Regions from separate parts of the Mus musculus genome. Here region 2 is linked to region 1. A link is a loop called in an ENCODE intact Hi-C map of the cell type or tissue named here. Cell type or tissue: gastrocnemius. All regions are shown on one strand. Links, peaks and the distances in the headings refer to the core of each region. The heading gives the core; the rest is flanking DNA.

Region 1 (11,558 bases), core at 2,355-10,354:
AAGACAGCTGCGTATACACATATAAAATAAAAAAATAAGCCGGGCTATGGTGGCACATACCTTTAATCCCAGCACTTGGGAGGCAGAGGCAGGTGGGTTTCCGAGTTCGAGGCCAACCTGGTCTACAGAGTGAGTTCCAGGACAGCTAGGGCTAAGGGCTACAGAGAAACCCTTTCTCGGAAAACCAAAAAAAAAAAAAAAAAAAGAGAGAGAACCAGTCAAGGTCCTACAATGTGCAAACAGAAACCCAGAGGTTGCTTCACTTACAGTTCAAGTCCTTCCACTACCTCCCTGCTGAGCCCCTGTGTGTACTCTGTGCACCACAGTCCCCCATGCCTGAGAAGCCCCGAAGCTCACCTTTGCCAGTCACGTAATAAGCCCCCAGCTTGTAACAGCTGTCACCATGCCCGTATTTCTCACAGTTGAACTTCAGCACCTTTGCGGCTTCATCAAAATTCTTTTGGATTCCTTCCAGATAGTCCACCAGCCGATAGCAACCTAGAGAGGAGGCAAGAGGTCAATCGTGCCAGCAGCTGCTGTTCAGGGGCCCAGGTACAATCAGAGCAAGCCTAGCTCTCAAACGTGCCAGTCAGATTTAGCACAGAAACGAAGTGTCCAGCCCTTCTTAAAAGGGGACATGTCCCCCCGCTGGCCAGCAATGTTCAGATCTGGAAGATTCACCCCTGGCAGACCAGCCAGGCCTAACCCTAGCTGACTTCCCATGACTGACACTTTGCTAGCTTTGGAACCTCTCTGCAAGGTCTGTAATAAAAACACTAAAACCTAGAAAGAGTTTGTGGATGCCTTTTGCAGCAGAAAACCAGAAATCAGATGTAATTACCTTACTACCTGGCCTGGGGAAACCTGAAGTCCTGAAAATAGAAAGGGAAGCTACCAAAGCAGTGGGAAATAGTTTTCCATATCTAGGATGTTCCAGTTCTAGCCAGCCTCTTAGCGTTCCCAGCAACATCAAAGACTATTCTCCTTCATTTTCAGTCATCAAATATTTGAAAACACACACACACACACACACACACACACACACACACACACACACACACCAGCTCATGTATAAAGGTATATGACACATTCAGAGCTGCTGGGAATATTGTCATTTGCCCTTTTGATATTTATACGCTTAAGCCAGGCATGCAAGTGCACATCTATGGTGCCTGCACTCCCAAGGTGGAGACGTGATAAGGAGTTCAAAGTCACCCTTCACAACCTTGTGAAAGAGAACCATTCAGGCAGGCTAGGAAAGGAGGAGATACATTAAAGAAATGCAGTGTTTTCAAACACTAAGTTATAACTGAAATAGAACAGCCTGATGAGAAAGTTCATTGTATGTCTTATGGTTAAGACAGTTTGGGCACCAAGGAAGGTCCCACGGAGGACTGTGACAGCTGAGCTGAAGAGAGCACAGGATACATAAGGACTAAGGAGTTGAAGGTGTCACTCCATGCATGACAAGGCAAAGTACAAGGCCCTGGGTGGCTCCATCCCTATCGAATCAAGACAAAGAAATGGAGAGAGTCCAGAAACAGGTGGAAGGGGAAATAAACACGGCACAAATGTGGTAGAAGGAGGCCAAGATAAGGCGGTATGGGTTAGGGAGGCAAGAACCTCAAACACATGAAGAAATTAGAGCTGCGCCTCTCTCCACAATGGGCATGTTACTACAGACCATAACGCACAAAGGGTTCTTAGGAGTAGGAAAGCGGGGCTGGAGGAGTGGAACTCAGTGACATAGTCCTTGCCTAGAGCTCGGGAGGCCCTTGGTTTAATCCCAGTCCCCACAATGGAAAACCACACAAGTAAGCTACCGACTGAGAAATCTCTTCAAGAGAAGGGAAGTGATTAAGATTCACTTTGCATTTTAAAAAACATTGAGCGGGCATCCCAGCACTTGGGAGGCAGAGGCAGGCGGATTTCTGAGTTCGAGGCCAGCCTGGTCTACAGAGTGAGTTCCAGGACAGCCAGGGCTATACAGAGAAACCCTGTCTCAAAAAAACAAAACAAAACAAAACAAAAAAACAAACAACAAAAAAAAATTGCATAAGAGCATATGTTTGCACCAAGAATAATAACAATAATTGATGTTATTTTTGTTTGTTTAATTTGAGGCAGGGTCTTAAATAACCTAGGCTGGACCAGAACTCACTATGTAGCTAAGGATGTCCCTGATCCTGTTGCTCTACCTCCCTGAGTGCTGGGATCTCATGCTAAGCATGTGCATATGCAGTCTGAGCCAGGCCTAGTACTCAGTCAGGGCCTCAGGTACACTAGGTGAGTGCTCTTCCAACCAACCTACAACCCCAGCCCATGGCCAGTGCTCACAGGGCTCTCCTGCACTCCCTGCTCCACATGTCCTTCATGTAACTCATATCAACTACCACAAACTCCTCAAACATGCCTACAGAGTCAGGTCTAAATTCCTTGCTTAGAAAGGCAGGGTACACTGTAGTCCGGGCTCCCTGAACAAACTTAATCTGGAACTGGAGCTAGAGCCCAGTGGTAGAAAACTTCCCCGCTACACTCAGAAGCCCTGGCTTTGTGCCTCAGGACTGCAAAACAGACATTAATTTGACTTGATTCTGAGCAATCCTTAATTCACCTTCCAAAAGAGCTCTCTGTTCCCCAACCTCTCCCGCACTGACTACACAGCTGGCCTCTGTGGACTATGCCCAACCACCCTGGTCCTCAGAGACCACAGAAGGTCAATTCCTCTGAAATTTCTCTTCAATTGGGACATGGACTAGCTCCCAAAGAATAATCTTAGCCGGGCGTGGTAGTGCACACCTTTAGTCCCAGCACTCGGGAGGCAGAGGCAGGCAGACTTCTGAGTTCGAGGCCAGACTGGTCAGCAGAGTGAGTTCCAGGACAGCCAGGGCTATACAGAGAAACCCTGTCTCGAAAAAACAAACAAACAAACAAACAAACAAACAGAATAATCCTGGGTTCCTTATCCAGAGTCACACTATAGTGGACTAATTTCAAGAAACAGAAAGTCATTTCTTGGGAACTAGACTGTAAGCTACTGGAAAGGAGGGCCAGAGCCATTTTCATTCTTTTCCCTTAATTAAAACAATAGGAAAACAACCTACAGACACTGGACACTTGTTTGGGCACTGGTCACTCATACACTCCACCTCCTCACTGCACATAAGAGTCCATTTCTGGGGCTGGTGAGATGGCTCAGTGGTTAAGGAAACCGACTACTCTTCCAAAGGTCCTGAGTTCAAATCCCAGCAACCACATGGTGGCTCACAACCATCTGTAATGAAATCTGATGCTCTCTTCTGGAGTGTCTGAAGACAGCTACAGTGTACTTACATATAATAAATAAATAAATATAGTCAATTTCTGACCTTTTATTACCTCTGCCTGGCAAAGACTTACAATGGTTCCTTTCCTCCTTCAAAGCTTTATTCAAAAGCCATGTCATTGGGCAGTGCCCTTCACTCAGTTCTTTTTATCACATTTCACTTACCTTAAAAAAACTTTTTTTTCCCTCGAAAAAACTAAAACAAAAAAAAAATTTTTTTTTAAAATTTTGTGCTGGATGGTGGCAGCCCACACCTTCTAGCACTTGAGAAACAGAAGCTTGCAGATATCTTAGTTTCAGGCTAGCCTGATCAACAGAAGGACAGTCAGGACTACACAAAGAATAACACCTCAACAAATTAATTAATTTATTAATTTGTTAACAGGCCTGTGGCTCATGCCAAAAACTCAGAAGATAGAGGAAGCAGTTCTGAGTCCAAGGCTAGCGTGGCCTACACTGTAAGTTCTAGGCCAGTCAAGGCTACATAATGACAGTCTCAAAAAAAAAAAGATTTAATTTTTATTATTTTAAATTATGGATGTGTGTATACGAGCATGTGGTGTGGTGGCAGCAGAGGCCAGAGGCATTGGATCTCCTAGAACTTTAAATGGGCTCCTAATTACTGGACCACCACTCCAATCTCCCTCTCCAATTCTTTTTTTGGGCCGGGTTTTGCTATGTAGTTCAGGCTAGTCCTTAACTCCTGAGTTCTAAGTGATCCTCCTTCCTCAGCCTCCCGAACGCTAGAATTACAGGTGCAAGATGCCAACCAATTCTGGCTCGCATTTACTACTAGCATATATTTCATTTATTTCCTGCATGTTAAATGATTCCCTCAAAGACATGTACACCGAGGTTCTACTTCACCCTCACACCTCCAGTCCTAGCACCCTAAACTTGACTACACAGCATCTAGCCTGAGGGCTCCGCCCTCCGCTGCAGGCCCCGCCCCCGATGCACTACAACTTCCCGCCCACAGGCCCGTAGTGACCCTGACCCGGTCCTTAGGCGTCCTCGGCCCGCCACGTGACCACGACTGCACCCCACGCTCGCTCCCCTCCCCTATGTCCCAGGCTGCGCAGTTGGCGCTCACCCTCCGGGTCCTTCTCGCGGTAGCATTGGTAGTGACACTCCACCTCCATGTTCTCCAGGAAGGACTTCACCTGCTCCTCGTCCTGGAAGTCAACCAAGCCCGCCATGATTCCGACTCCCACAAATCGCTTTGTGGCTCCACCCTCAGTTACGTGAGCCAGCCCAGGGGCGGGGCATGCCGGCGGCGTGCGTGACGTCAGCGCTCCTCAGTACGGGGGCGGGTTGGAAGGAAGGAGACGATTACCGCTTCCCATCATCCTTTGCGGTGGTAGCTCCCCACCCCCCCCACCCCTCCAGGCTTTTATTCTTCTTTTTGGACAGCCCTCTCCCAGGTTTCTGCGTCGGTTTATCTGAGGCCATACTGCCCCTTAATGGTTTTCTCCCTGTAGTCTGGATCAGCCAGACATTCTTCAGTTCCGGTTCTAAAGCCGACACAGCCGGGAGCTCAGGTCCCAGCCTTACCAAAGCTTACAGCGTTGGGCTGCAGCTCACCACCAAGTACTCTGAAGCATCGTAAAACAGAACTTGAAATCTATTCCGAAAGCATTCGTTCATTTGGGTGGCAAGCATTTTGAATACCTTGTGTGTCCCAAATATGGCCGGAAAAACCGAAATAAATAAATCTGTGCAATTGCCACGGGATGCCCTTATCTCTATATTCTTTGTAGACCCATCAAAATCATCCATATTAATATGACTGCGAGTTATGATTAGAACACATCAGTGGTCGGGATTATAGTGACAACATGGTCACTATAATAGTTTTAGAACAGCAGCATGGCGGATTGAAGCCAAGGAACACTATGAAGTCATATGATGCAACAGATCTTACCGAAGAGGTTTATTGGGGCAAGGAGAAAGGGAAAGGCCGATTGGGAATGGACTCATGGTTTTAAAAGCAGTTCCATGACACATCTTTCACAGGATAGCACAAGCTCTGCGTTACTCCAGAGCCTCTGGCTAAAACTGACTTTTATGTATGGCTTCTCCTGTTTTTCCTTTGATAGAATCTCACTTTGAGACAATCCTCCCCCCTCAGCCTACTGAGTACTGTTGCAGATACAAGCTCCCACATCCACCTATCCGTGTTCTTTTTATCTTGTTTATATCTGTAATCACTAGAGGGAGCCCTTAGAATACATGGTCCAGGATGAGAAGGCCTGACCTTTACTTTGGAGCCTCCCTCCTTAACCTACTCCTACTGGATACATCTAGAAGCTTACTTGCTTTGTTCTGTATAACTGAGACAGGCTGACTCCATGACAGGCTTCACATTGGCAGTTCAGGAGACTAGACATAAATCTCTGTTTCCAAGAACTGAGCAAGCCCAGGCCTCAGAAGAGGCCACACCACCTGGCCTCCAGGAGTTCCAGGATAGCTTGGAAAACAGTAAGCCATTATTAAAAAAAAATAATAATAATATTTAGGCTGAAGAAGTAGCTCATCTGTTGGAGAACTTGCCTGGTCCCTTGGGTTCAGTCTTCATCATGTCCTAAAACAGGCATGGTGCAATCCTAGCACTTGTTGAGGTAGAGGCAAGGGGGGTCAGGGTTCAAGGTCATTCTCAGTTGCATACCAAGTTCTAGGCCAGCCAGAGAAACTTCTTCTCTTCTCTTCTCTTCTCTTCTCTTCTCTTCTCTTCTCTTCCCTTCCCTTCCCTTCCCTTCCCTTCCCTTCCCTCCCCTCCCCTCCCCTCTCCTCCCCTCCCCTCCCCTCCCCTCCTGTCCCCTCTTCTCTTCTTATCCTTTCTTCTTCTTCTTCTTCTTCTTCTTCTTCTTCTTCTTCTTCTTCTTCTTCTTCTTCTTCTTCTTCTTCTCTCTCTCTCTCTCTCTCTCTCTCTCTCTCTCATTTTCCAGACAGGGTTTCTCCGTAGTCCGGCTGTCCCAGAACTCACTCTGTAGCCCAGGCTTTCCTTGAACGCAGAAATCTGCCTATCTGCCTATCCGCCTGCCTCTGCATCTGAATGCTGGGATAAAGGTATGTATCACCATGCCTAGTTGAGACCCTTGTGTTCAAAATTAATTTCAGTCAGGCATAGTGGCATATGTTTATATTCAGGTGGCTGGGACAGGAAGATAGTTGTGTGTTAAAGGCCAACCTGGGCTACATAACAAGATTGCCTTTGTTGGGGACCAGGAACCACCATAAAAACACTGTTCTCAGTTAAGCAAAAACAGTTTATTGAATGAATACCCCAAAATTGGACATTCAGGGCCACAAAAAGGACTCGGGAACCTAATTTTGTGGTACTAGTGTATTCTCAGGAAAGGCTTATAAAGGAAACACACACTGAGCTCATATGTAGGCGTAGGAAGTGCTGCCCAGTGGTCAGCTCTGACTCAAGCCATTTTAGACATAACAGTTCATATTGACCTTTGATTTTTATGGGTCCGACGTAAAGCTTTGTGGAATTTCTTAAGATTAACATACCACATACAGAACATACAGGGTATATGATTAGCCCAAACTTGAGTCAGGTTATTTTTCTGTGTCCGTGACTGGCAGGCATTTTATAGCAATAATATGAAATAGTTGGTAGGCATGAAACAAAATGGCTACATACATGTTGGTGGAGGGCAGACCTCAACACCTTAAGTAAGAAACTAAACCTAGGGCTGGTGAGATGGCTCAGTGGGTAAGAGCACCCGACTGCTCTTTCGAAGGTCCAGAGTTCAAATCCCAGCAACCACATGGTGGCTCACAACCATCCGTAACAAGATCTGACTCCCTCTTCTGGAGTGTCTGAAGACAGCTACAGTGTACTTACATATAATAATAAATAAATCTTTAAAAAAAAAAAAGAAACTAAACCTAAAAAAATAAAGTTAAATAAATTAAACTCTGGGAACCGATAGTTACTGAGTAGTGTGTTTGCTTAGCAGATGCAAGGCTTTGATTAGCTCTCCACCCCTCTAAAGCAAAAAATACGCATGAAGGAAAATACACAGAACTCTTGATAATAGTTCCTGTGAGTTAGCACAGAGTGTGAGAATAGTGTACAGGAATTCAATGTTTGTGTCTGTGTTCCATGTTTCTTTCTTTCTTTTTTTTTTTTAAGATTTATTTATTTATTATATGTAAGTACACTGTAGCTGTCTTCAGACACACCAGAAGAGGGCATCAGATCTCATTACAGGTGGTTGTGAGCCACCATGTGGTTGCTGGGATTTGAACTCGGGACCTTCAGAAGAGCAGTCGGCACTCTTAACCACTGAACCATCTCCCAGCCCCCCATGCTTATTTCTTATTCAGATTCTGTACTTGGGCTGGGGATATAGCTTACCTAGCTGAGTATTCACTAACACCCTGGAAGGTGTTCAGTCTCCAGCCCCGAATAAAGTGGGCACAGCACAGACGCATGCACTGGTGACAGAGGCAGGAGGACCAGAGGCTTGTGGTCATCCTCGGACATATGAGACTCTATCTAAAATCAGGTTATGGGGGCTGGAGAGATAGCTCAGTGATCAAGAGCACTAACTGCTCTTCCAGGGGGCCAGGGTTCGATTCCCAGCAACCACATGGCAGTTCCCACCTGTCTGTAACTCCTGTTGCAGGGAATCTGACCCCTTCACAAAGACAAAAATGCAGGCAAAATACCAATGCACTTAAAATAAAAGTAATAAAAAATCAGGTTACCTTTTTTTTTAGATTTATTTATTTATTATATGTAAGTACACTGTTGCTGTCTTCAGACACACCAGAAGAGGGCGTCAGATCTCGTTATGGATGGTTGTGAGCCACCATGTGGTTGCTGGGATTTGAACTCCGGACCTTTGGAAGAGCAGTCGGGTGCTCTTACCCACTGAGCCATCTCACCAGCCCCCAGGTTACCTTTATAAGCAGAATAAAATTAGTAAGAGCACTTGCTAAAACCATGCCATTGGGACTGGAGAGATGGCTCAGTGGTTATGAACATTTGTGGCTGAAGAAAGGTTCCATCACGAATAGTTAAGTCCACATCCCAACACCTACACTGGGCAGCTCGAGAGCCTCCTGTACTCCAGCTCCATGAGACTCAGTGCCCTCGTCTGACCTCATCAGGCACTGGCGCTTGTCTGCATACATCACACACATGTACAAGCATGCAAGAAGTGAAAAGAATAGATATATCTTTTTTTAAATGCCCTTCCTTCCTTCCTTCCTTCCTTCCTTCCTTCCTTCTTCCCTTCTTCCCTTCCTTCCTTCCTTCCTTCCTTCCTTCCTTCTTTCCTTCCTTCTTCCCTTCTTCCCTTCCTTCCTTCCTTCCTTCCTTCCTTCCTTCCTTCCTTCCTTCCTTCTTACTTCCCTTCCTTCCTTCCTTCCCTCCTTCCCTCCTTCCTCTCTTTCTTTCTTTACTTCTTTCTTCTGGTCTGGTTCTGTTTGTTTTTCGAGACAGAGTTTTCCTGTGTAGCCCTGGCTGTCCTGGAATTCATTCTGTAGACCAGGCTGGCCTACAATCAGGAGTTCTACTGACTCTGCCTCCCAAGTGCTGAGATCAAAGGAGTCCACCGCTAGGGCCCAGCTCAGTCGTTTCCTTCCTCTTTTCCTTAATGTGTGTGGTTGTTTTGAATGCAAGGAGGTCTATGCACCACCACCCGTGTGCCTGGCACCCAGAAAAGAGAGAGTTTCTGACTCCTTGGAACTGGAGCTGCAGATTGTGGTGGGCCACTATGTAGTTTCTGGGAATCGAATCAGGGTCCTCTGGAAGAGCAGCCAGAGTTCTCAACCACCTTTCCAGGTCTCTATATTTAGTCTTATGAGCTATTTCAGGAGAAGTGTTGATATCTGCTTTCTGTTGGAGTCCTAGTTAGGATTTCTATCGCTGTGATGAAACACCATGACAAAAAGCAAGTTGAGGCAATGGTGGGGTGCTGCTTACTGGATCATTTAGCTTGACTTCTTATAGAATCCAGGACCATCAGCCCAGGACTGACACTATGCTCAAAGGCCTGGGGCCTCCCACATCAATCACCAGTTAAGAAAATGCCCAACTGGCTTGCTTATAATCCAATCTTTTTTTTTAATGTCATTTTTAAAGATTTATCTATTTGTTTGTTTTATGTATGTGAGTACACTGTCACTCTTTTCAGTCACGCCAGAAGAGGGCATCAGATCCCATTACTGATGGTTGTGAGCCACCATGTGGTTACTGGGAATTGAACCCAGGACCTCTGGAATAACAGTCAGAGCTCTTAACCACTGAGCCATCTCTCCAGCCCCCCAACCCAATCTATGGAGGCATTTTCTCTGTTGGGGTTCTCCCCTCTCAGATGATTCTAGCCTTTGTCAAATCAACATAAAATTAGCCAGCAAAGTTAGAGTGTGTTGCTTTTTGTTTGTTTCATTGGTTGATTGGTTTTTGCGACAGTTGCATTTATCTCAGACTGGCCTCAAACTCATATGTGAGCCTCTGATCCTCTTCCAGCTCTACCTCTGAAGTACATCACTAAACCAGGGGGTCTCACCTAGTCCTTCGTGCATATTAGACAGGCACTCTGCTTGGTGTCTGTTCATCGATTCTTTCAGGTTGTTGCATAAAGGAGTTACACTGTCCAAGAACATTATACAAGCTTTGAGGTTTTAAAACTCATGGCAAGGGACAGAAGGGATATTCTATTCACTGTACCTTTCGAGAGCCATGAGCATTTGGAAACTCTTGAAAGATCAGCTGATCATCCTTAGCCTTTGTACCCTCTATCAGGAACTGTCCTATGTCCCTACTCTGGTCATCTTGTAGTTGAATTACTTCATATTCTGGAGGCTCAATTATAGCACCACTGTAGGCAAATTCATCCCTAAATAGCTTCAGTAGTTTCTTTTTATGGTAACTATTGGCAGACCCTTGAAAAGTAGTAAGGGTCTCTGTTGGATCGTTAATATATGGATAGACTCCTCAGTGCTGGCAGGAAGCAGGGCATCACCCTCCTTGCATCATCAAAGAGGTCCACAGAATGTAGGTTCTGGATAGTGGACATTCAATACGATTCCTTTCCATGGGTGGAAAGGCCAATGGGAGGCAGCTGTACGTGTGTTGGGGGTTTGGTAGTGTAGAGAAGTAAGAGAACACTAGGAGGAGGCAACTGAGGACTTGAAGGTGGGTCAGTGACTCTTTTTTTTTTTTTTTTTTTTTTTTTGAGACAGGGTTTCTCTGTATAGCCCTGGCTGTCCTGGAACTCACTCTGTAGACTAGGCTGGCCTCGAACTCAGAAATTCATCTGCCTCTGTCTCCCAAGTGCTGGGATTAAAGGCATGCGCCACCCCGCCCGGCTTTTTGTTGTTGTTGTTAACTCTTTTCTTTATTGCATTTATTTATTTGCTTGTGTGTGTGTATGAGTGAGTGTGTGTGTGAGTGTGAATGTGAGTGTGTATGTATGCACCTGTGTGCAAGGCTAGAGAACTTCAGGTAGATTCTCTAGTATTAGCTAAGTTTTGTTGTTGTTGTTTTGATTTATATTTAAATTAATTAATTTTATGTATATGAATGTTTGGCCTATATAAGTGTGTTTGCACCACGTGCATGCTTGGTGCCTGCAGAGGCTGGACGGACGTTGGATCTCCTGGAGCCGTAGTTATAGGCAGTAGGGAACTGCCACGTGGGTGTGGGAACTGAATCCAGGTCCTGAGCAAGAGTCATCTCTTTAGCAGCCCCCCACCTTGCCCCGGCTCTCTCATCTTTTTTTTTTTTTTAAGATTTATTTATTTATCGTATGTAAGTACACTGTAGCTGTCCTCAGATACTCCAGAAGAGGGCATCAGATTTCGTTACAGATGGTTGTGAGCCACCATGTGGTTGCTGGGATTTGAACTCAGGACCTTCGGAAGAGCAGTCTGCGCTCTTAACCATTGAGCCATCTCGCCAGGCCCCTCTCTCATCTTTTGAGACAGAGCCTTATGCATATAGTCTTGGTGGCCTCAGACTGTTTGTGAGTTTGTTTTTGAGACAGGGTCTCACTGCATAATGTTGGCTAGCCTGAAACTCACAGACATCCTCTTGCCTCTGCCACTCCCCAGCCCCGTTCTGTCTAAGTAAATCTGCCATCACACCTGCATGAACTTATTTATTAGTATGGAAGCAAAATGGTCCTTGAATTCCTGGTCCTCCTGCCTCCGCCTCCTGAGTCACAGGCATTTGTCACCACGCCCGGTCTGACAGTTCTACATC
Region 2 (11,558 bases), core at 2,366-10,365, 72 kb after region 1:
TTTGATTTAATTTTGAATAAACCCTCTTAGGGAGCTTGATAGATCTGGGAAATGAACAGCTCTGTGTGATGAATATGTGCTAAGTGTTGTACTGTCACTGTTGGCTTGCAGTGAGTGGTCACTACACTACACTACATGGGTCACTGAGTGGAGGATCATCGTAACTAGGAGAAAGAGATCTGGGGACGTGATTTAGGCTGCTGTGTCAGGAGAGGCTTTCTCTAAAGATGGGCTTGACTTGACTTAGGAAGAAGCATGCATACAAATTAGTGACGCAAAGAGATTGCTTTAGAATGGACATTGTAGCTGATGACCTTTTGCTGGGATCGAGCTTGGCTTATTGAAGGATCCAGGGAAAGGCCAGCAATGCCAATAGTGTTAGGATTTAAGGGAAAGAATCACCCCAAGAGGCAGCCTAAAAGCTGAGGCAGCAAGGCTTTGTGCATGTTAAATGCCTTAAGGTTTGTTCTAGGTGCTGTGCTGGCTTCTTGGCCCAGTCTGCATCTCTGCAGGATGACGGCTGTGGGTGGGTTAGAAAGTAGCCACTCCCGCTTGTTTCACACCTTACCTGGTTATGCAGAATGCAGTTTACAGCTGATGTTAGGATGGAGAAAGGCAGCAGGTGAGAAGAAGTCTTAACACTCATCTTTGTCTGTGTCCACAGGTCTCTGGAGAAGCCAACGAAACCCAGATTGCAGAGGCGCTGAGGCGGTACAGCGAGCGGGCGTTTTTCGTTAGGGAGGCTTTGTTTCATCTCTTTAGCCTGACTCATGTGATGGAGAAAACGAAGCCAGACATTTTAAAGGTAAGAACGAGAAACTGGGGAGGGGAGATGGCTCAGTGGTTAAGATCACTGGCTGCTTTTCCAAAAGACCCAGGTTCAAATCCCAGTACGTACATGGCAGTTCACAATTCTAGTTCCAGGGGATCTGACACATTCACACAGACAAACATGGAGACAGAACACCAGTTAAAAAAACAAAAACAAAAAACCCAAGAAACTGGTGATGAAAAAATTTGAAATTACTTTTCTAGTAGATTTTATGTATTCAGTCTTTGACTTTTATTTCTTTTTTGTTTTTAATAGGATTGATGATCCCAGTTCGTTATTAGGTATAAATAAGAAGTTGATTGCATATCATTACTGAAGTTTATTGTAGTCTCATTAAGTAATGCTTTTCAGTGCTATGTAGTTACTTCAGTCCAGTATTCCCTGTGATGTTTTATTACAAGGAAATGGAAGTATAGGTTGGGCTCAGCATACAGCTCTGTGTGCCAGCCTTGGATGGCTTCCCACTCAGAAGAGCTTTACAGATACAGTATTTGATAAGGAAGCTAGAGAGGCGGCTCATTGGGAAAGAGCGTTTACTGGGGAAGCATGAAGATCCGACTTTAAATTCTAGCACCACATTTAATAAAGCCAGTGACTTTATATGCCTGTAACTCCTGTGCTGGGGCAGTGGAGACAGGGGATTACTAGGGCTTGCTGCTACCAGGTTAGGTCCATAAGGTGGAATGTGACACAACAGGGCAACCAGTTCTCTCCTCTGGTCTCCACATCTCCATATCTACACACACATGTGCACACACACCACTCACACACATCCCCAAAATAAATGTAGCTCAATTGGTAGAGTCTTGCCTAGGATGCATGGCACCATAGTTTTAATCCCTAGCACTGTATAAACTGGGCATGGTGGCACATGCCTGTAGTTCCAGTACTTGGGAGATGGGGACAAGGAGAATCAGAAGGTCAAGGGCATCCTTGACCATACAGTAAGTTGAAGGAAAGCCTCTGCTATATGAGACTAAGGAAAAAATACCCATTAAGCTAGGTACAACACATACCCTTTAATCCCAACACTCAGGAAACAGAAGTTAATGGATCTTTGCAAATTTGGGGCCACCGTAGTCTGGATAGTGAATTTTAGGTCAGCTAGGGCTACATAGTGAGACCTTGTCATAAAAAAAAAAAAAGTTCCATTAATGTAGCTCTGGATATGTAACCCACTGTTAACAGTCCTGTCTTGCATATGTGTGGTCCTGGGTTCAATCCTTAGCATGACGCAGAAACAGGAGTGTTGTGGGGGAACAGTGAGCCCCCTCAGCAAGGAAAGGAGCTGCTGCCAAACATGGGGAACCGGGTTTAGTCCCCAGAGTTTAGTCCACCTCAACATGGTAGAAGGAGAGAATTGACTGCCAAAAGTTGTCCTCTGATTTCTAGGTACACACATGCATGCACCCCCCACATACACACACCACACACACCCTTAAACACACACACACACACAAGTATCTTCACCTGAACATGGGGGCATCAAGCTGTAACTTCAGGATTCAGGAGGCTGAGGCAGAAGGTTTACCAGTTAGAACCCCAGTGAGCTATATTGCAAGTGTGAGAACAGCCTAGGCTTCCTAAGGAGAGCTTTGAGGCTGGGGAGAGGGCTCAGTAGTTAGAGCACAAGTTGCAAGACTTGGGAGTCTTGAAGTCTCCCAAGTTTGATTCTCAGCACCTACATGATGGCTTATAGCTATCCATAGCTCTAGTTCCAGGTAATCCAACACGCGTGCATGTGCCGCACATATATCCATATACATAAAAGTAAGCCCAAAAATTAAAAGGAAAAGTAAGGAGTCTTTGTCTTAATAAACATTTAAAGTCTAGTGTGGGCATTTGTCCTTAACCCTGGCACTTGTGAGACAGAGGCAAGCAGATCTCTTTGAGTTTGATACTAGCCTTGTCTATAAATTGAGTTCTAGGCTGGCCACGGCTATGTCGAGAGACCCTGTCTCAAGAAAGAGAGGTTGGGTAGTTGGAAAAGCATATTTGCTGCACCAATGTATAGCTTAGTGGTAGAAAACACTTTTTTTTTATCTCTGGCACAAATATTCATAAATAATAATAACCAACATATTTATTTATTTATAGATAGATTTATTTATTTATTTATTTATTTATTTATTTATTTATTTATTTATTATATGTAAGTACACTGTAGCTGTCTTCAGACACTCCAGAAGGGAGAGTCAGATCTTGTTACAGATGGTTATGAGCCATCATGTAGTTGCTGGGATTTGAACTCCGGACCTTCGGAAGAGCAGTCGGGTGCTCTTACCCACTGAGCCATCTCACCAGCCCAACCAACATATTTATGAACACACAAAATTTAAATTTGGTGGACTGGTGAGATGGCTCAGTGGTTAAGAGCACTGACTGCTCTTCTGAAGGTCCTGAGTTCAAATCCCAGCAACCACATGGTGGCTCACAACCACCCGTAATGAGATCTGACATCCTCTTCTGGTGCATCTGAAGACAGTTTAGATATAATAATAAAGAAATCTTTAGGCCGGAGCAAGCAGGTTGACTGGAGTGAGCAACCTTCATTTCCAGCAACCACATGATGGCTCAGAACTATCAGTACAACTACAGTGTACTCAAATACATATAAATACATACATACATACATACATACATACATACATCTTTAAAAAAATTAAATTTGGTAAGGCTACGTGGGCCTTAGAGATCTATATGTATATATTTTCTATACCTTATGTAGATTCAGCTTTGAAATCTAGTGAGTGTAAGACTTTATTTTGTATTTCATTTAGTAGCCAAAATCTGAAGAGGTGGATTTTATCTTCCATTTTACAGATTGTGAAACTGAGGGCCTTTGAGGTTAATAAACAATAAGTCAGAGCCAGAACTGACTTGATCTCCTAAATATATTAAATATTCCAGTGGAGTTCTCAGATAGGAACTGTAACATTTTATTTTTGTCACGAATACCTGTCACTCTGTATAAACCGGAAGAGGCTGGTGCTTGTTTTGTCTTTTTCCTTCCAGTTTCCCTCCCCCCTCCCCTCCTCTCCCCTCCCCTTCCTTTCTTTCTTTCGTTGGTTCGTTCGTTCATTCGTTCATATTTACTTACATACTTATTTACTTATAGGATTTCTCTGTGTAGCTATGGCTGTCCTGGAATTCTCTGTGTAGACCAGGCTGGCTTCAAACTCAGAGATCCTCCTGCCTCTGCCTCCTGAGTGCTGGGACTAAAAGCTGGCATTAAATCAGCTCCAGCTTTGATTTTTATAAAACTGAGCACAAAGGACTAGATCTCCAGCCCTGATTTGAAATATTCACTAACTTACTTAGAGATTAAAGATTAAAGCTCATTCATAGTTTTGCTGTAAAAGAAAGCTAAGAGGAAAAATGGCAGTTGATTCAGCTGATTAAGGAAATAGAATTAAAGGACAGTTTTGGTTTTATTTAGACCGGATCTTTCTATATCATCTGGTTTGGCCTCAAACTTAACAATCTTCCTGCCTCCGACTCCTCAGTGCTGGAAGTGCAGGCATGTGCAGTGCCCCTCCCCCTTTAAACTAAGTAAAAGAAGAGTAGTATTGTAAATTTTTAAATGGATTTTTAAAATGACACAGAAGTAATCACTTCCTTGAGTAGGCAGACACGGAAATGATCTGTATATCCATGGAGAAATCAACTGTCGAGAGGATGACAAAAGGTCATTTATGGGTGGGCAAGGAGACGTGCATTGTCTGTGTCCTGGGGCGAAGACTACATGGGGTAGCTAGAATCCGAAGTTCTTGTCTAGTTAGTTCAGTTTCTTAGTGTGGTGGAAAGCTAGGTTTTCCAGGGCTGGCGAGAAGGCTCAGTGATTGATTAAGAGTATTTGCCAGTGACTCACAACTGCCTGTATCCAAGGGATCCAATACCATCTTCTGGCTTCTGGGGGTATATACACACATAAGTAAACAAATAATTAGCTGGGCGAGGTGGCGCACGCCTTTGATCCCAGCACCACTCAGGAGGCAGAGGCAGGCGGATTTCTGAGTTCGAGGCCAGCCTGGTCTACAACGTGAGTTCCAGGACAGAGAAACCCTGTCTCGAAAAACCTAAAAAAAAAAAAAAATTGGGGTTTGTTTGTTTGTTTGTTTGTTTGTTTGTTTGTTTTAGAGAAAGGGCTTCCCTGTGTAGTCCTGGCTGCCCTGGACCTCAGCCTGTAGACCAATCTGCCCTTAAGCTCACAGAGATCAGCCTGCCTCTGCTTCTTGAGTGCTGGAATTAAAGGTGGGCTCACCACTGCCCAGCTATGAAATACATTTTAAAGAAAATTAAGAACTGAAGAATGGGGAGGACTCTAGAGGGGAAAGAAGATAAGTGAACAATGGTTTTCTTGTCAGGGAGAGGATGTGTTTTATTGCATCTGGCTGGCAGCACTGTCACGGAAGGGACTGGCAACTGAGAGTGATAATGCCCTAGGCTCTTTACATTCGAACATGCTTTTAAAGTTACTCTGTGGTGAGGGTTTGTATTTATGAGGTGAATCTAAAGGACTAATTGACTTTTTTGTGTTTTCAGCTTGTGGTTACTGGGATGAGAAACCACCCAATGAATTTGCCCGTGCAGCTGGCTGCAAGTGCCTGTGTGTTTAACTTAACTAAGCAGGACCTTGCTTTAGGCATGCCTGTCCGGCTCCTCGCTGATGTGACCCATTTGCTGCTCAAGGCCATGGAACATTTTCCTAATCACCAACAGGTGAGCACCCTCAATTCCCACTCAGGGGGTCCTGGGTTCTTCTTTCCTGCCTCCTGCTTCTGCAGAGTCGAGTTTAATAAATCAGGTCTTTTGTTTGTTGTTGGTTTGCTTGCTCTTGAACTCCTGATCCTCTCAAATCCATTTCCAACGTCCAGAGATTAGGCATGTACCACCATGCCAGAATTAAAACTTATGGGGGTTCTAGGCGTGGTGGTCTTTTCCTTCAATCTTAGCGTTTGGAAATCAGAGAGACTGGTGGATTTCTATAAGTTTGAGGGTAGCCTGGTCTTGGAGCAGCCAGAGCTACATAGAGAAAACAATACCAAGGGCTGGAAAGATAGCTATGTGGTTAAGAGCACTGACTGTTCTTCCAGAGGTTCTGAGTTCAATTCCCAGCAACTACACAGTGGCTCACAACCATCTGTAATGGGATCTGATGCCCTTTTTTTTGGTGTGTGTGAAGATTGTAATAGTATAATCACATACATAAAATAAATAAGTCTAAAAAACAAAACAAACAAAACCAAAAACACATTGGTGTATTTCACAAAGGAAAACTGAGAAAAATTAGAATAAAAGATTAGGAAGTAAAGGTATGGAAAATAATGTGCTAAGAATCAAACCCAGGCCTTGGCTGATGTTAGGCAAGCACTCTTGACACTAAGCTGCAACTTCAGCTAGATTTCTTTTGGAGATAGGAAAACATGCTAAAACTGGGCAAGAGATGTAGCTCAATTGGGAGACTGTTTGCCTAGCATACACATTCACTTATGGGCTCAGCTGGACTACAGGAGACTCAAAAAAAAAAAAGAAGAGAAGAGAAGAGCAACTGTAATAAATAAACGTAACTGGTGATAGGTGCATAGGCTAAAATTCACACATAACGGGAATTGTATATTATGTGAATTATGTCTTGATAAGTCTGTGATATAGTTCAAAAGAACCTGTGTAAATACTATGCTAATTTTTAAAAAGAACCAGTATAAATACATAAACCAGTATAAATACTATGCAATACAACCAATTAGAAGCACCAAATAATTATCAGTCTGGGGTTAGTCATACACCAGAATACTTAAAAACAGTAATGAAGCCGGGCGGTGGTGGCGGAACTGAAGGAAGAAGGGTTTTCTGTGGATTATTCTTTGAGGTTACAGTCCATTGTTGTGGGGATATCACAGCAGCAGGAGAAGAGGGCTGGCTGGTCACATCCCATCAGTAGTCAAGTAATGGTGGTTTCTAGTGTTTAGCACACCTTTTCCACTTATACAATTCATGATCCTAGTTTAGAGGATGGTACCACCCACAGTGGTTGACTCTTCTCACCTCAATTAACCTAATCAAGATAACCCCTCAGAGATGCTCAGAGGCCCATTCTTCAGGTGATTCTAAATCTACCAAATTAACAATTAACCATCATAGTAAGAGACCCTGTGACTTTGACTCAATGTGAAGAATAATAGTGGAAGATTACCAGTGTACCTCTGACTTCCACATGCTCATACACATCATACCGGTAACACATGCACTCCACAGATAAATTGCTTTAAATGAGAACATTTAATATTGCTTAATTTCTGGGGCTAGTGGTTTAGAGCACTTGCTGCTCTTTCAGAGGATCTCCATGAGTTCCGAGCACCTGCATGGCAGCCGGCAGTCACCTGCAACTCCGGCTCCTCGGGGAGTCTGCTGTCCTCTTCTGGTCTGTGCAGGCGTTGCATAGACATGGGACACATGGCATTTCAGAGTTTGAATTTTCATATTTTTCTACTCAACTGGTAAAGTCCATGCCAATGTTCCCAAATCTAATCCTTGTCCATCTGACACTCTTGTCAAGCTACTTGGCCTTAGGATGACCTTCCTATTCCCATAATAGGTCCACTGCTTTTCTTAACCATTTTTCAAGATATTGGCTCCAACATAGCCTGCTCTTTGAAATCTTGTCTTACACTAAGGGCTCTGAAGTCTGTTTTCTCTGCTTCCAGACATTTTAGATAGGGAGTGCTGCACTGCTGGGCACTCGAGAGAGGTAGTCAGGACAGTTGAAAACCAGGCAGGCTTCCTGAGGGATGAAATACCTGAGCCTAGTACTGGAGCCTCAGAGTATAGCTCAGTTGAGAGTGCTTGCTGTGACTATACAAAGCCTAGGGTCCCTAGCTTGCCTGTGATGCTAGCATTCGAGAGGTGAAAGTGGGAAGATTAAAGGTTCAGAGTCATCCTCAGCTGCGCGGGGAGTCACAGCCCAGCACAGGTGGGGGCGAGCGGGGAGGGCTAGAGAGCTGGCTTAGAGAGTTTAAGACTTGCTCTTACAGAGGACCCAGGATTGGATCCCAGTACCAACACAGCCTTCCAGGGAGCCATTGCTGTCTCTGCACATACCAGGCATACATGTTGTGAGCATATATACACACAGGCAAAATGCTCATAAAATAAATAAATAAATAAATACTTTTTAAAGTTAAAGGCCTTACAAAGATCATAATAATGTACTAATATAAAACTTGAATTGAATCACCATGTTTGAAAGTACAAAGTTTTCTGAAAATAATCAACTTTTTGATAGCAATTATAAAGAACTGACTTAAAGATCAAAATTTTGGTTAGGTGTGACAGTACACACTTTTAGTTCCAGCACTTGGGAGGCAGAGACAGGTTGATCTTTGGTAATTCGAGGCCAGCCTGGTCTACATAGCAAGTTAGGGACAGCCAAAGCTGTATAATAGAGATTTTTGTCTTAAACCAAGACAAAAGATTAATGCTTTTTCAAGATTTAAAAACAGTAGCTGGGGCTAGGGTGGAGCGTAGTTGAGTGTGTGGCGTGCAGTCCTGAGTCCCGAGCTCAGTCTCCTGCACTCGGCATGTGTACACCTTCCTCACACACATTCAGACATTTAAAAAAAAAAAAGACTGACTTTGGCTAAAAGATAACAAAATGATGTTCTATTCAGGATGGGTTTTTTCACTCTCTCCTTTTTATTCTTTAGTTACAGAAGAATTGCCTCCTCTCACTTTGCAGTGACCGGATTCTTCAAGATGTTCCATTTAATAGGCAAGTATAGCTTAACCCCCTGAGTCCAGTCCTGGGACCCATATGGTAGAAAGAGAGGTGATGCCTTCACATTGTCCTCTAAGGTCCACATGCATGCTGTGCGAGAGCATGCTTGTCTGTGTACACTCACACTTAGATATCTAAGTTTAAAAGGTTTGAGCAGACTGCAATACTAAATACTAAAATTATTTCACTGTTGAAGATAAAATGCCAGTATTTTTACATTTTGTGTGTGTGTGTGTGTTTAATACGTGTTTGCACAACATGCATGTGTTATCAGTGTGAATACCAGAGGCTGACATTGGGTTTCTTCCTCAATCGCTCCTCACTTTATTTTTCTGAGACAGGGTCTCTCACTGAACCTGGAGTTCACGGAATGGGCTAGACTGGCTGGCCATCAAGTCCCAGGGATCCTCCTGTCTCTGCCTCCCCAGAGTTAAGATTGCAGGTATGCTCTGCCATGCCGAGCTCTTTTACATGGTTGCTGGGGATTTGACTCAGGGCCGCTTGTGTGCACAGTGAGCGCATTACCAGCCGAGCCTTCTTCTCAGCCCCCATGCTCCTGTGTCTCCACCATTGCTCTCATTGTGATGAGCGCAGTGGTGCAGGCCTAGAATCTGCCTGGAAATTTAGCGAGACTCTGTCACAAAATAAAAACAAGGAGCCAGGTGTGTGTGGTAGCAAATACCAGTAATGCCAGCACGTGGAAGATGGAGGCAAGAAGATTCTCAGTTCAAAATCATCTTTGACTGTATACAGAGTTTGAGGACAGCCTGAGCTACATGAGACCCTGTCTCAAAAAAGACATAAATATGGGCTGGCAAGATGGCTTAACTGGTAAAAGTTTTCATAAAAGCCTGACCACCTGAGTTCAAACCCTAGAACCCACAGAGGAAGGAAAGAACTAATTCTCAGAAGTTGTCCTCTGATAGCTGCAGTAAATAGAGCATGCGTACACTGCACATCATACACAAACACACACTACTAGCAAGTAAAATAAAAATAATAGCCAATATAAGTAAATAAAATAAGATAAAAGGCTAGGGATATAGCTCTGTGGTAGAGCATTGACCTAGACAAGGCCCTGGATCCAATCCCCAGCACAGGAAAGAATAGAAAGGCAACATTTCCAAAACACTAACGCGTGATTTGTAGTCTCTTTCACTAAGAGGAATTCCCTTTCCTTCCCACGTCCCAAGTTGCACCATCGACCCACATCTGGCTCCCTGAAGCCATGCCTAGACCTCCACTATTGAGGAAACCCTCTTGTGTTTTCAGGTTTGAAGCAGCCAAGCTTGTCATGCAGTGGCTTTGCAACCACGAAGATCAGAACATGCAACGCATGGCCGTGGCTATCATTTCCATCCTGGCCGCCAAGGTACCTGAACTGTGCTGAGTGATTTCCTAGAGGAAGTTACTACCGCCCACATTGGGGCCCGTGCCAGAAAAGCACCTCTTTGCTGGCCTCCCTGTTAACTGTGATAAATATTGCCAAATTGGAGGTTGATGAGCTTTCAGTCTGGCCGTGGAGGCTGTTACGGCAGTCTGTAGTAAACTCACACCAGTTAATTCTTCGACATTTACTTTATCTTGTATTTGCTTCCAGCTCTCTACAGAACAAACTGCACAGCTTGGTGCTGAGCTCTTCATTGTCAGGGTAAGTTTACTGGCCCTTGATTTAGGCCACTACATAGTGTTTGCTTTTCATATTGAAGTAAATTTGTTTTATGTATATGAGTGCTTCGATCCCATGTATGTCTGTAACATGTAGAAGTGGCCTGGTGCTTGTGGAGGCCAGAAAAGCACATAGAGTCCCATGTGACTAGAGTTACAGATGGTTATGAGCTGCCATGTGGGTGCTGAGAACTAAACCCAGGGCCTCTTGAGAGCCCAAGTGTTCTTAGTCACTGAGCCATCTCTCTAGTCCCTGCTAGTTTAGTCCTCTCCTCTCCCCTCATGTCCCCTCCTCCCCTCCCCTCCCCTCCCCTCCCCTCCCCTCCCCTCCCCTCCCGTCCCTTCTCTCCTCCTCTCCTCCCCTTCCCTCACTCCCCTCCCCTCCTGACCAGGAGTAGTATGGTATATCTTTTGTGAGTGGGTATGGCTATTAAGTATGTGTTCCTGGGGGTCTAAGCCAGGGAGGGCTTCACACATGCTGAGTCAGCTTTCTATTGAAGAACCACCCCTGTTCCTGCCTATCTCTCTCTATATTTTAATTAATTTACTTTTATTCTTTGTTTGTGTGCTTTGTGTATATGAGTGTTTTCTCTGTATGTACATTTGCATACCAGAAGAGGGCATCAGATCCTGTGGGAGTACAGTTATAAATGTTTGTGAGCCACCATTGTAGGTGCTGAGAACTGGACTTAGGACTTCCAGGAGAGTAGCCATGCTCAGACATCTCTCTCTCTAGCCCCTTCACTTTTTCTAAGTGATAGTATTCAACTTTTTAAAAAATGTATTTGTAGAGCTAGGGATTGGTGCATATGCCAGGCAGATGTTCCACCTCCAAGCCTTGTGTTTTTTTTTCCATTTTATATATTTATGTATTTTTATGTGTATGAGTCTTTTGTCCACATGTATGGATGTGTACCATGGGAATGCCTGGTGCACGCAGAGACCAGCAGATGGCAGATAGTCTGAAACTGGAGTTATGGGTGTTGTGAGCCACCATGTGGATGCTAAGAGTCAAATCCATGTCTTCTGCAAAAACAACAAATACCCTTTAAACATTGAGCCATTTCTCCAGGCTCAAATCTATTTTTTTTAAATGCTGTTTTAGTCCTTGACAGATGCAGACAGCCATGAACTAGTCGTCAGTCAGTAAGCTCGGGTTAAGAACACTTGGCGCTCTTGCAGACGACCTGGGTTCCTTTCAAGCTCCCAGCCTGAGTGGCCTACAGTCACCTCAGTTCTCCTTGCAGGGGAGCCAATGCTCCTGTAGCCTGTGCAGCTACT

The links. Hi-C counts contacts between places; a loop is a spot of excess contacts. Peaks named below come from ENCODE experiments on the same cell type or tissue, not always from the same donor. Only the 100,000 strongest peaks of a DNase experiment are listed, where the experiment ranks them.
Region 2: a loop joins it to region 1, with 2.8 times the contacts of the local background. A loop is called at or near these places in 21 of 42 quality-filtered maps.

Annotation. Positions count from the first base shown.
Region 1 is chr4:108,321,151-108,332,708 of GRCm38, reverse strand. It overlaps Coa7 (cytochrome c oxidase assembly factor 7), which reads right to left and starts at 4,557. Exons shown (of 3, transcript NM_027250.4): 1 at 4,419-4,557; 2 at 358-498. The coding sequence starts at 4,524. In gastrocnemius, for the core only: a CTCF peak has its summit at 5,542 (motif pointing right); DNase peaks (open chromatin) are centred at 4,341, 4,575 and 5,544; H3K4me3 peaks cover 1,980 bases; H3K27ac peaks cover 4,194 bases.
Region 2 is chr4:108,249,197-108,260,754 of GRCm38, reverse strand. Zyg11b (zyg-ll family member B, cell cycle regulator) reads left to right here. Exons shown (of 14, transcript NM_001033634.3): 4 at 665-805; 5 at 5,378-5,554; 6 at 8,539-8,603; 7 at 9,882-9,981; 8 at 10,210-10,260. Among named protein-coding and RNA genes, the nearest start is that of Zyg11a, 37 kb to the right of the region's middle. In gastrocnemius, for the core only: a CTCF peak has its summit at 7,257 (motif pointing left); no DNase peak of the experiment used is centred there.